Linked DNA regions of Homo sapiens: region 1 is linked to region 2. A link is a loop called in an ENCODE intact Hi-C map of the cell type or tissue named here. Cell type or tissue: mammary epithelial cell. All regions are shown on one strand. Links, peaks and the distances in the headings refer to the core of each region. The heading gives the core; the rest is flanking DNA.

Evidence for each region. A loop is a pair of places that touch in the nucleus more often than their neighbours do. Peaks named below come from ENCODE experiments on the same cell type or tissue, not always from the same donor. Only the 100,000 strongest peaks of a DNase experiment are listed, where the experiment ranks them.
Region 1: a loop joins it to region 2, with 14 times the contacts of the local background. A loop is called at or near these places in 3 of 110 quality-filtered maps.

Annotation. Positions count from the first base shown.
Region 1 is chr5:73,150,379-73,155,754 of GRCh38, reverse strand. It overlaps LOC105379030 (a long non-coding RNA gene), which reads left to right and starts at 5,163. Exons shown (of 2, transcript NR_134252.1): 1 at 5,163-5,335. It also overlaps the pseudogene LOC101060067. RefSeq lists enhancers at 1-5, 6-506. In mammary epithelial cell, for the core only: a CTCF peak has its summit at 2,872; no DNase peak of the experiment used is centred there.
Region 2 is chr5:73,081,158-73,086,533 of GRCh38, reverse strand. FCHO2 (FCH and mu domain containing endocytic adaptor 2) reads right to left here. Exons shown (of 26, transcript NM_138782.3): 23 at 4,552-4,751; 24 at 3,709-3,773. Among named protein-coding and RNA genes, the nearest start is that of TMEM171, 37 kb to the left of the region's middle. In mammary epithelial cell, for the core only: a CTCF peak has its summit at 3,249 (motif pointing left); a DNase peak (open chromatin) is centred at 3,253.

The sequences.
Region 1 (5,376 bases), core at 107-5,106, 69 kb before region 2:
CCAGTGTGAATTGCTGCTGCCTGAAATGGAAACTGTTCTCCCAGCCATAGGCAGGCAGAGCCAGGAGGGGCTATTCCACAGCTGCTCCCCACCCGCAGCCCATTCCCAGGCTCCACATGGCTCCCTCAGCCTCAATGCCACCAAGAGAGCTGCTCAACCTGCGAGGCACTAGCCCGTCTGCTAACAACCACAGAACGCTCTGGGAGGGATGCGGCTGGGTCTCCTTTGCCTCCTCTGAGCCACAGAGATTGGCCCCCCGGGGACAGGTCTTCCGATTTGGGTTCAATCTCTGGCTGAGGTCTTAAGCAGTTTTTCTATGCTTGATGATATGTGAGTGAGAGCCTGAGAACTCTTCCTGCCTCCTCTTGGAGAATGTCTGCCAGCTCCACATAGGAGGTAAGCTGTTCCAGGAATCGTGCATGTGAATTCGGCTTCATAGTTTTGGCTTCATAGATGGCTTCATAGTTTCAAGATTAAGGGCCAAAGATGAATTCACAACGGTTCTTGCCACCCAGTACTTCATTTATTCCTCTTTAATGTCCTCTATATATTAATCCATTTAGGTCCTTTCATGCAGACCAAAGTTGTCCAACATTGGAGTAATACTTTCTTGTCCCTTTGGTCCCCTCTAAAAAGCCCACCAATAATTTGATTCAAAGTAGAAGAACTTTGGATAACAGAGCGTTCTGCAATACTAAACAAGGTTCATAAAGTGCCACTCTGGAAGGAGTCTTAAAGACCAACAGCCAGCACCACGGATATATTTTTAAATGGTGCTGAGTAAGAAACGTTAGGAAGCAAATGAGGACTATAACATAATGTAATATATGTAAATTTTAAATAAATACACAAAATAATAATCATATCTTATAGAACTACATACCTATTCAAGGATAAATATCTTTCACATTGATGTAGTGGCCTGTTGGGAAGAAAGGAATTAGTGCTGGGAATGGAGAAGGAGGGAGGGAGAGAGGAAGGGAGGAAGGAGGGAAGGAAGGAAGGAAGGAAGGAAGGAAGGAAGGAAGGAAGGAAAGAAGGAAGGGGAAGGGAGGAAGGGAGAGGAAGGGGAACAGGGAAGAAGGGAGGAGAGGAAAGGGAAGAATTTAATAATGATGATAGCAGATTATGTCTTGAAGAATATGGAGTAACTCTAACATAAGTTAAAAAGGAAGCAAGCCCTAAATTAAACCTTTCATTTTACAGATGGAGAAACTGAGGCTCAGAAAGATGAACTGTTTGATGCTGGGATTTTATTGCTGTTCAGAGGCAGAAACCAGGCATTTTGACTTCCAATTCAATGTGCTTTCTACTGCATCAAACTGCTACACGTATACTTATAATGCCTCACTTCCTTCCCTTCTAATGAGTAATTCATCTAAGTATAGTTTTAACTGGAGAGGTTGATCATTGCTGGCCCAATTCATGGTCCCTCTCCCAGAGAAGCCACCCACCCCTACTGAAAGACTGAGGCCTTGTTGGACACCAGGTGACCCGGATCACCTTCTCTTGGCCGATGGGCCTGAGGTGGGAAACTGATTCAAGGGCAGCCCTTCCAGAGACAGGGTGGGGGTCACCAAGCATCCTGGTTTGCCTTGGACTGAGGGGGGTCCCAGGATGCAAAACTCTCTGTGCTGAAACTAGAAAAGTTCTGAGCCACCTGGGACAAGCTGGTCATCCTGGCAGGGAGGGACTTAGGACCTGTAAGGCCAGCTTCAAAAATAGATTCTCAGTGAGAAACAGGGAATCTAGCAGACCGAGACTGTTGGCTGCAATAGAAGTGCCGTGGTGTAGAAAGAGGGCAAGGGGCACTAAGGAGCTTCCATACGGGTCCTATATAAACAAAACTCAAGAGCAGAAACTTCGAGAAGTGGAGGACACTGGTTGACCAAGAGAGGAGAAAAGGGTCTATCTTTGTTTAAAGACAAGCAGATACCTGCCCGCAAGAGAAGGACTCTGCTGCAGAGAGGATAAAACTCTCGCATTGGCCCTTCATTTCAGAGGCACACGGTGGCAAGATGGGGGTGCAGATCTCCAAGAAGAGGAAGTTTGTCACTGATGGCATCCTCAAAGTGGAACTGAAAAAGTTCTCACTCGAGAGCTGGCTGAGGATGGCTACTCTGGAGTTGAGGTCCAAATTACGTCAACCAGAACAGGAATTAATACAGGAGCTTAAAATAAATTATTTAGGCAGATAGTGAGGGTAAGAGAATCCTCGGCAAGACTTCTCTCTTAACAAAAAGCAGCCCCCGAATCATTTATTTTCTAACAAAGAGCAGCCTGTAAAATTGAGCTGCAAACATAGATAAACAAGCTGGAAGCTTGCATGGAGAATGCCAGCAGCTGTGCCAATAGAAAAAGGCTACCCGGGGGTCAGGCATGTTCAACATGGAGGCTCCATCTTCCCTTTTCTTTGTCAACCACATGTACAATAAAGGAACAGGCAACATGGCACAGGCCAGGTAGAGAACCCATCACATAAAAAATAAGGGTGGTATGGCCAGTTTCTTTACAAGCTATGTAAATGACACACCTGGTCCCACCAATCGAAACCGTCTGCTCAAGCTCATCTATAAAACGCTGTGCATTTCACCATGAAACTGAAAAACCTGCTTGGGAGCCCATCTCTGCAGGAGAGAGAGCTTTTTTCTTTCTTTTGCCTATTAAACCTCTGCTCCTAACCTCACTCCTTACGTGTCCACATCCTTGATTTCCTTGGTGTGAGGCAACGAACCTCGGTTACTACTCTAGACAAATGACGCTGCTTCAAAATCATAATCTTAGCCACCAAAACACAGAATGTTCTTGGTGAGAAGGGCTGGCAGATTTGGAAATTGCCTGCTGTAGTTCAGAAGAGGTTTGGCTTCCAGAGGGCAGTGTAGAGCTTTTTGCTGGAAAGGTAGCCACAAGAGGTATGTGTGTGTTTGCCTAGGTGGAGTCTCAGTGTTACCTCCTGGGAGGGCTTGCAGCGCAGAGGGCCTGCTGTGGTGTGCTGTGGTTCATCAGGCGGGGCGTAGGGGGCCACAGGCTTCAAGGCTGTGGTGTCTGAAAACTCTAAATGCAGGAAGTTTGTGGATGACCTGATGATCCTCAGCAGGAACTCTGTTTACCTCATTGACACCGCCATGTGCCAGGTGCTGCTCCAACAGGGTGTGCTGGCCATCAAGGGAAGGTCATGCTGCCCTGGGACCCAGCTGGTAAGACTGACTCTAGGAAGGCCCTGCCTGAGCACATGAGTATCGTGGAACCCAAAGATGAAGTACTGCCCACTACCCCATCTCAGAATAGAAGGGTGGGGAGGAAGCCATAGCTCCTGCCATGCCGCAGCCAACCCCCACAACATGACAGGTTCTCCTTGACAGCTGTGTCTGGCATCTGGATGTTGTCCTGGAAAGGCCTTTAATAAAATCTTGTACAAAGGCACAAAGCCTGACTCGACTGTATGTCCAGTGTTCAGACTGAGGGGCATGTTGGCCTGCAGAGCATTCCTTGACCTCTTGGTTAAGGAATTTGCAGGGCCCAGCACGGGAGGACCCAAGCAGAGCTAACCAGAGGAATGTCCCATGTGAGAGTGAAGGCTGATGGCTAGCAGGGCAGCACCTCAATTAACTGTTCTGTAATTCAGGATTGTAGCTTTAGAAGGGGGATATATTTAGAATGATTTTTCCTATGCCTAAGGAAATACGCATTGCACATAGAAAGTAAATACAATGGCCATTATAGTGTGCGTCATACTGTGCTAAATGTTCTTTGCATTCACAATCATTTACTCCTCAACATCTGGTACGTGGAAAGGAAATGTGCTGCACCACTGAAGCTCAGGCTCAGAAGCAAATTTGCCTGAGCAGTATGGAGCTGGCATTAGAATCCACATTCCTAAGTTCTGCTCTCTTGACCATTCTGTTCTGGAAAACTGTAAGGAACATTTAAATTGTCAACACAATAACAACAAAGCACCTCTTACATCAGTCTTTGGTAGCCCTGAGTGTGGTCTCAGCCTTCCTCCAAGGCTCGCAGGTGCACAGCTTACAACCAACCCCTCTTCTCGGGAGCTACTCTCATTAGCTTTCTGCTCCTTATAACCATGAGTCTGACCAGCATGATTTTTATTTTAGGAAAACTGGCTTTCAGTAGCTCCTTCCTCAAAAACCACTGTGGCCAATTTCAGGTTCTCAAAGAGACTCTTTCCAGATGCTCCTGTTTGCTGTTGCTGCTGCTTCTGCTTTCATTGCCAAGGAGAGGGTTGCAGCAGAAGACGCTCCTCTTCTGTAATAAGCTGGTTCTCTCCACTCAGCCTGAGTACACTCAGGGCTCCAGACACTAAAGAGCAAAACCCTCTCCTCCATCCCCACTCAGATGCCCACTTCTGCAGCCATCACCGTATAGGATCAAACTTCTTGACAAAATTATTTATTCCCCAGGCCTCCATTTCCTCCCTTCCTGTGCAATCCTGAAGGCCCTTCCACCTTCCCACCCCTAGGAAAATACTCTGGCCTTGGTCCCCAGGGCCCACAAAGCGGCCAAACCCAGTGAACTTTTTCCTGCCTTTAACCCCTGACGAAGTTTCTGTAACTTCCCACACCATCGGCCACATGTTCTCCTTGAACTCAGCCCTCTCACCTGCCAAGGTACAAAAGGCCTCACTGCCTCGCCCTCTCCTCAGCCCATTAGACTCTATTTCCCTCCCCTTCACTGGCTCCACCCTCCTCCCTCCCACCTAATAAGGAAACACTTTCTGGATTTTTTGTCCTTCCCACATTATCTCCAAGACCTCGCCTTCCCAAAACCTCATCTGTCCGAGGCTCTGGGTACTGTCCCGGAGTAACAGTGAATTTGAGGTCTGCAGGGAGACACTTTTGCATATGTGTGTGTAGCCTTTTGTAAAGTGCCTGTGTGGATCTGGTTTTCACTGTTTAGCAAACAGGATCACCTGGGCCTTGTTTATCCCATTACTTTGTTATGAGACTTTTAGTTTGGCTGGCAGAATTCAGCCAGAGAATGCCCTGTGCAGGCGCAGAGAAGGATTGCAAAGTGCCAGGGGTGGGTGACTGGTTAACCATTTACTTCCCTCCCAGGGAGGACAGCAGAAAAGAGGCCCCAGCTGCTGCCCACTCCTGCCCACAGCCTTGGTGTTCCTGATCCAGCACGTTGCCATCATCCTCGCCCCAGATACCAGCCAAGGAGGCTGGAAGGCCAACCAAGCTCCAACCACTGGGCGTCCCATCGCAGCGTGGCTTTACTGCTAACGTTGGCATTGCTGTTTGTGCCAGGGGTTCTGTTCAAAACCAAGCTCTTAGAAGAATTTGGAGGAAATTATGACTGCAACCATGTCTTTGTAAGTGTTATCTTCTAAGGAAGAATTTATAGACTTTGGAG
Region 2 (5,376 bases), core at 310-5,309:
GAAATGAGAAAGGAGGAGTCTAGGAGGGTTCCCAGGTTTCTGGATAGAGCAAATGGACAGAAATGCTAGGTACTAGCAGTAAGATCCTGTGATCCCCTGCACAGAAGCTTAACACTACACAGAGAAATGGAGAATAGGATGTCACAACATTGATCCAACTTGTATTATTATGCCTGGAGGCATAGATCAGTAGTGGAGATGAACTGCTGCCTTATTCTTAATTACTATCCAGGCCCTCAAACTTTTACAATTCTTGATAACCAATTTGGTTGTGCAAAAGTTCTACCATAGACCAAGAGCAACAACCTTGACAATCACCTTAGAAATATTTCCTGTCCCTCTTCTGAGTACACAGTCAGCAACAGAAAACAGATTTCTATTTTACAGAATTTTTTGTGTTTTTTTTTTTTGAGACAGAGTCTCTCACTCTGTTGCCTAGGCTGGAGTGCAGTGGCACGATCTTGGCTCACTGCAACCTCCGCCTCCTGGGTTCAAGCGATTCTCCTGCCTCAGCCTCCTGAGTATCTGGGATTACAGGCGCACACCACCATGCCTGGCTAATTCTGTATTTTTAGTAGAGACAGGGTTTCACCATATTGGCCAGGCTGGTCTTGAATTCCTGACCTCATGATCCACCCGCCTCAGCCTCCCAAAGTGCTGGGATTTCAGGTGTGAGCCACCGTGCCCAGCCTATTTTACAGCATTCTTATTTATTTATTTATTTATTTATTTATTTATTTATTTATTTATTTATTTTTTGAGACAGAGTCTCCCTCTAAGGCCCAAGCTGGAATACAGTGGTGCAATCTTGGCTCACTGAAACCTCTGCCTCCCAGGTTCAAGCTAGACTCGTGCCTCAGCCTCCTGAGTAACTGGGACTACAGGCACGTGCCACCACACTTGGTTAATTTTTGTATTTTTAGTAGAGGCAGGGTTTTGCCACATTGTCTAGGCTGGTCTCCAACTCCTGGCCTCAAGTGATCCACCTGCCTCAGCCTCCCAAAGTGCTGGGATTGCAGGAATGAGCCACCATGCCTGGCCTTGGATATTCTTTTCAAAGGCTTGACTAACCACATCAAAAACCACATTTATAAGATTTTTCCATTTCCTCACAGAAACACCTGATACCTGAATAGCAGAGGGAAACTTAAAATCTGGTTAGAAAATTTGTATCTCATTTTTTTATTTTTTGAGACGGAGTCTCTGCGCCAGGCTGGAGGGCAGTGGTGCGATGTTGGCTCACTGCAACCTCCACCTCCCGTGTTCAAACAATTCTCCTGCCTCAGCCTCCCGAGTAGCTGACACTACAGGCACGTGCCACTACATCCAGCTAATTTTTGTATTTTTAGTAGAGACAGGGTTTCACCATGTTGGCCAGGATGGTCTCGATCTCTTGACCTCACGATCTACCTGCCTTGGCCTCCCAAAGTGCTGGGATTACAGGCATGAGCCACTGCACCCAGCCTGTGTCTTATTTTTGAGAGAACAAATTTCTTTCTTGTTAATTATTTACAATAGTATAGTTTCATTATATTGGGGAAAAAGATCCTTTTGTCCTTCTAAACTGGTTATAAGCCCTTAATGCAAACAGGATTGCTGGTTTACTTCAATTTAAACTAGGAATTTCAGCTTGGCTCACAAAAAGCTATATATTAATAGCTAGGGTTAAAGTCAATGCAGTTGGCCAGCTGAAAGTGGGCAACCTATAAGTACCAAACAGCAAAAAAGAAACTGAAGATTTGCTTGGTTATTTCACCCAATGTATGGCTCTCCAGTAAAAGTCTTATTCTGCATGGCAGGTGTAAATGAATAAACAACACAGACATATTTACGGTCCTTTCTACAGAAATATCTATGAGAAAAGCTACTGATATGTTTTATATTATGCTCAAAATATTCAAAAAGAAAAAGCTCAGCAACATTTGAAAAGCCAAAAAACCTATCAAATAGAGGAGTTATTGGAGACTAGGCTGAGCATGGTGGCTCATGCCTGTAATCCCAGCACTTTGGGAGGCTGAGGCTGGCAGATCAACTGAGGTCAGGAGTTCAAGACCAGCCTGGCCAACATGGCGAAACCCTGTCTCTACTAAAAATACAAAAATTAGCTGGATGTGGTGGTAGGTGCCTGTAATCCCAGCTACTCGGGAGGCTGAGGCAGGAGAATTGCTTGAACCTGGGAGGCAGAGGTTGCAGTGAGCCAAGATCATGCCGCTGCACTCCAGAGTGGGCAACAGAGCAAGGCTCTGTCTCAAAAAAACAAAACAAAACAAAACAAAACCAAACCCTAAAAAAACAAGCAGAAAAGTTATTGTAGACTAAAATTATGCATTCAAAAGAAGGCAGAAGAATTCTCTTTTGATTAAGAGAAAATAAGACTATGTTAAAGACTTGGCTGTCCCAAGAATTACATCCTTATTGTAAGTTGAGTTATAGAAGTGATCAGCTAGGACAGCCTTTTCCTTGGCATTATGAACACAAACAGATGTACTTAGTGAGAGAAGCATAACTTGCTTCTCCTTAAAATAATCATCAGAAAATTGAATGCTGCTGATAGTTAGCTTTAATAGGGGGAAATGGACAGGAAAAAGGTTCTTTTAGAGAACTGCAGAAGGCAAGGGGGCTTTTTTTTTTTTTTTTTTTTGAGACAGAGTCTCACTCTGTCACCCAGGCTGGAGAGCAGGGGCACCATCTCAGCTCACTGCAACCTCCGCCTCCTTGGGTTCAAGTGATTCTCATGCTTAAGTCCCCTGAATAGCTGGAATTACAGGCGTGCACCATGACGCCCAGCTAATTTTTGTATTTTTAAAACAGATGGGGTTTCACCATGTTGGCCAGGCTGGTCTTGAACTCCTGACTTCAAGTGATCCACCCACCTCGGCCTACCAAAGTGCTGGGATTACAAGCGTGAGCCACTGTGCCGGGACGGCAAGGGGCTTTTTAAAGCCTGGAAGCGTCTACATGATTTCTGGGAGGTCAGGAGAATCCCGTTAACAGAATGAACTAAACTGTGTTAAATCAGTTTCAATTAGTTATCAGGTTACCTACATGGAACATAGAGTTCTATTTCTTTAAATTTACTAGGTATAGTTTCTTAATGTTAGCATGTAAATATAAGAAGTATTTACATAATATTTATAAAGTTATGGCAAAATAAATTTTTTCTTATAGAGAACACATACTCAATCTAGATGAACAAATGTGTTCTGAATCTCAGCTGGTCCATTCTAAAGGTATTAACTTCCACCTAGTGGTCATTTCTAGAACTGAGGGCATGAAATTCCAGGAGGAAACTTTACATAAACTTTCCCTTAAAAAAGGTATTGCAGTGCTTCCAGGAACGGTGCACCCATGGCCAGGCGCAGTGGCTCACGCCTGTAATCCCAGCACTTTGGGAGGCCGAGGTGGGCAGATCACGAGGTCAGGAGATCGAGACCATCCTGGGTAACATAGTGAAACCCTGTTTCTACTAAAAAAAAAAACAAACAAACAAAAATTAGTTGGGTGTGGTGGCACGTGCCTGTAATCCCAGCTACTCAGGAGTCTGAGGCAGGAGAATCGCTTGAACCCAGCAGGCGGAGGTTGCAGTGAGCTGAGATTGTGTTACTGCACTCCAGCCTGGCAACAAAGCTAGACTCTGTTTTAAAAAAAAAAAAAAAATCAATTTTCAGTGACATCATTTTATAAATAAAAAAGGACACACACACTTACCTCCATTTTCTGATTTTTCTGAAATACTAGACAATTTCCAAAAGGCTTTCATTTGTTCTGCATTCCTGCAATAAGAACAGATATCTTCAGGTTTTGTGTCTAGTATAGTACCTGATACATGAATGGGACCTCAATAAATAAGTGTATTTTAAATATTTTCACTACAACAAATATATTGCTAAGTTTAAGTAGTATTAACTGGTGAAAATGTGTTTATGATATAGTATAAACATAATGCTGTATCTTTTTCAATTAATGGAAGTTTACCAAATTATGTAATTCTTCTCATTCCTATTGGTCAGAGAAAGTAAAATGGAATGTGTATAGGGATCAGTACCTTCATTAGTCAAGGAAGACACATGTTATTAAATGATGAAGTAACTATAAAGAGCGGTTAGAGTCTATACTAATACTAACAGAGGGGACAGGAGAAGTTGCTAAGAGATGGCAGTAACTAATACTATTAAACACTAATTAGATAGGTGTTCCTGTTCCTATAGACTTGCCAGATGCTATATTTAATCCATAAAATATTTGTATTTTTTAAATGAAAAAAAAAAAAAAAGAAGTTTAGAGAGGTCAAGCACTCTGCCTAATGGTAAAGTTAGTATGGAATCATTGAAGTCTGGGTGGTACTTAGAGCAAAACTAGTTTTGTTTATTTTTGATTAAGGTTACTATGGTTTGACTAGTAAAATGAACTGCATCTTTTACAGCGTGGTTTCTATGGAAAAAGGCACAAAAATTTTTCAAACTTCTAAGAAAACTTACAGAACTTGGGTTCTAGAAGTTGGGGATTGCAACAAAAATTTAGTGGGAATTCAGAAACGTATGTTTAATTTACCATATTGCAGGGGGAAGGGACTGCATGTTCGTTACTCCTCCATCCACTGGTACCACCACCTGTATGTTGGAAAGCACACTAGGTGCCACCATAGCTTCTGGATTGTATTTATAATCCACTCTAAGATCTGTGGTGCTAGCACTACATTTCCAGTATGTTGCAAGATTCAGAGGAGTGGACTGAATACCATTTGATGATACCTTTAAAGAGAAAAGAACAAACAATTGTTTTTGGCCTGAAAAGTTAAGAAGTCATGTTAATGACATGGACACTTGAACATGTAAGTCCACAAAATCAAAAATATCTAATGAGGGGACTATCTGTTGGCAGAGTGAAGCAGACCTATCTCAAAGGAGTAAGGATCATTCTCAATGTGGGGACCTACTACTACTTACATCAAAATTGCTGTGGTGCTTGTTTATAACACACATTCCCTTAGCTCCAACTGCAGAAAATCTGATTCAACAGCTTAGGGACAGGGCCCAGAAATCAGCATTTTATGAAGGAATTCTTAATTATGCGTGTAAAGTTTGCGAATCTTCCAACATTCAACACAGAATTCAAAGATTCTTCATACATTATAAGAATTCAGATTTAGAACACGAGAAAAAAGGTCACCACGTAGTACCACAAGTTGGAATTAGAATGCTTCCAACTTCAAATGTTTAATCACATGACTCACAGTAAATGTTATAATTCCTTCAAATTCTTAAGCTCCTTGTCCAATGGCTCCTTTTTAAGGAGACCTACTCTGACTGCTCTGTTTAAATTTACACTGAAAACTGTATTTTCAATCTTCCTTACCTTAGTCTATACTTTTTCTTT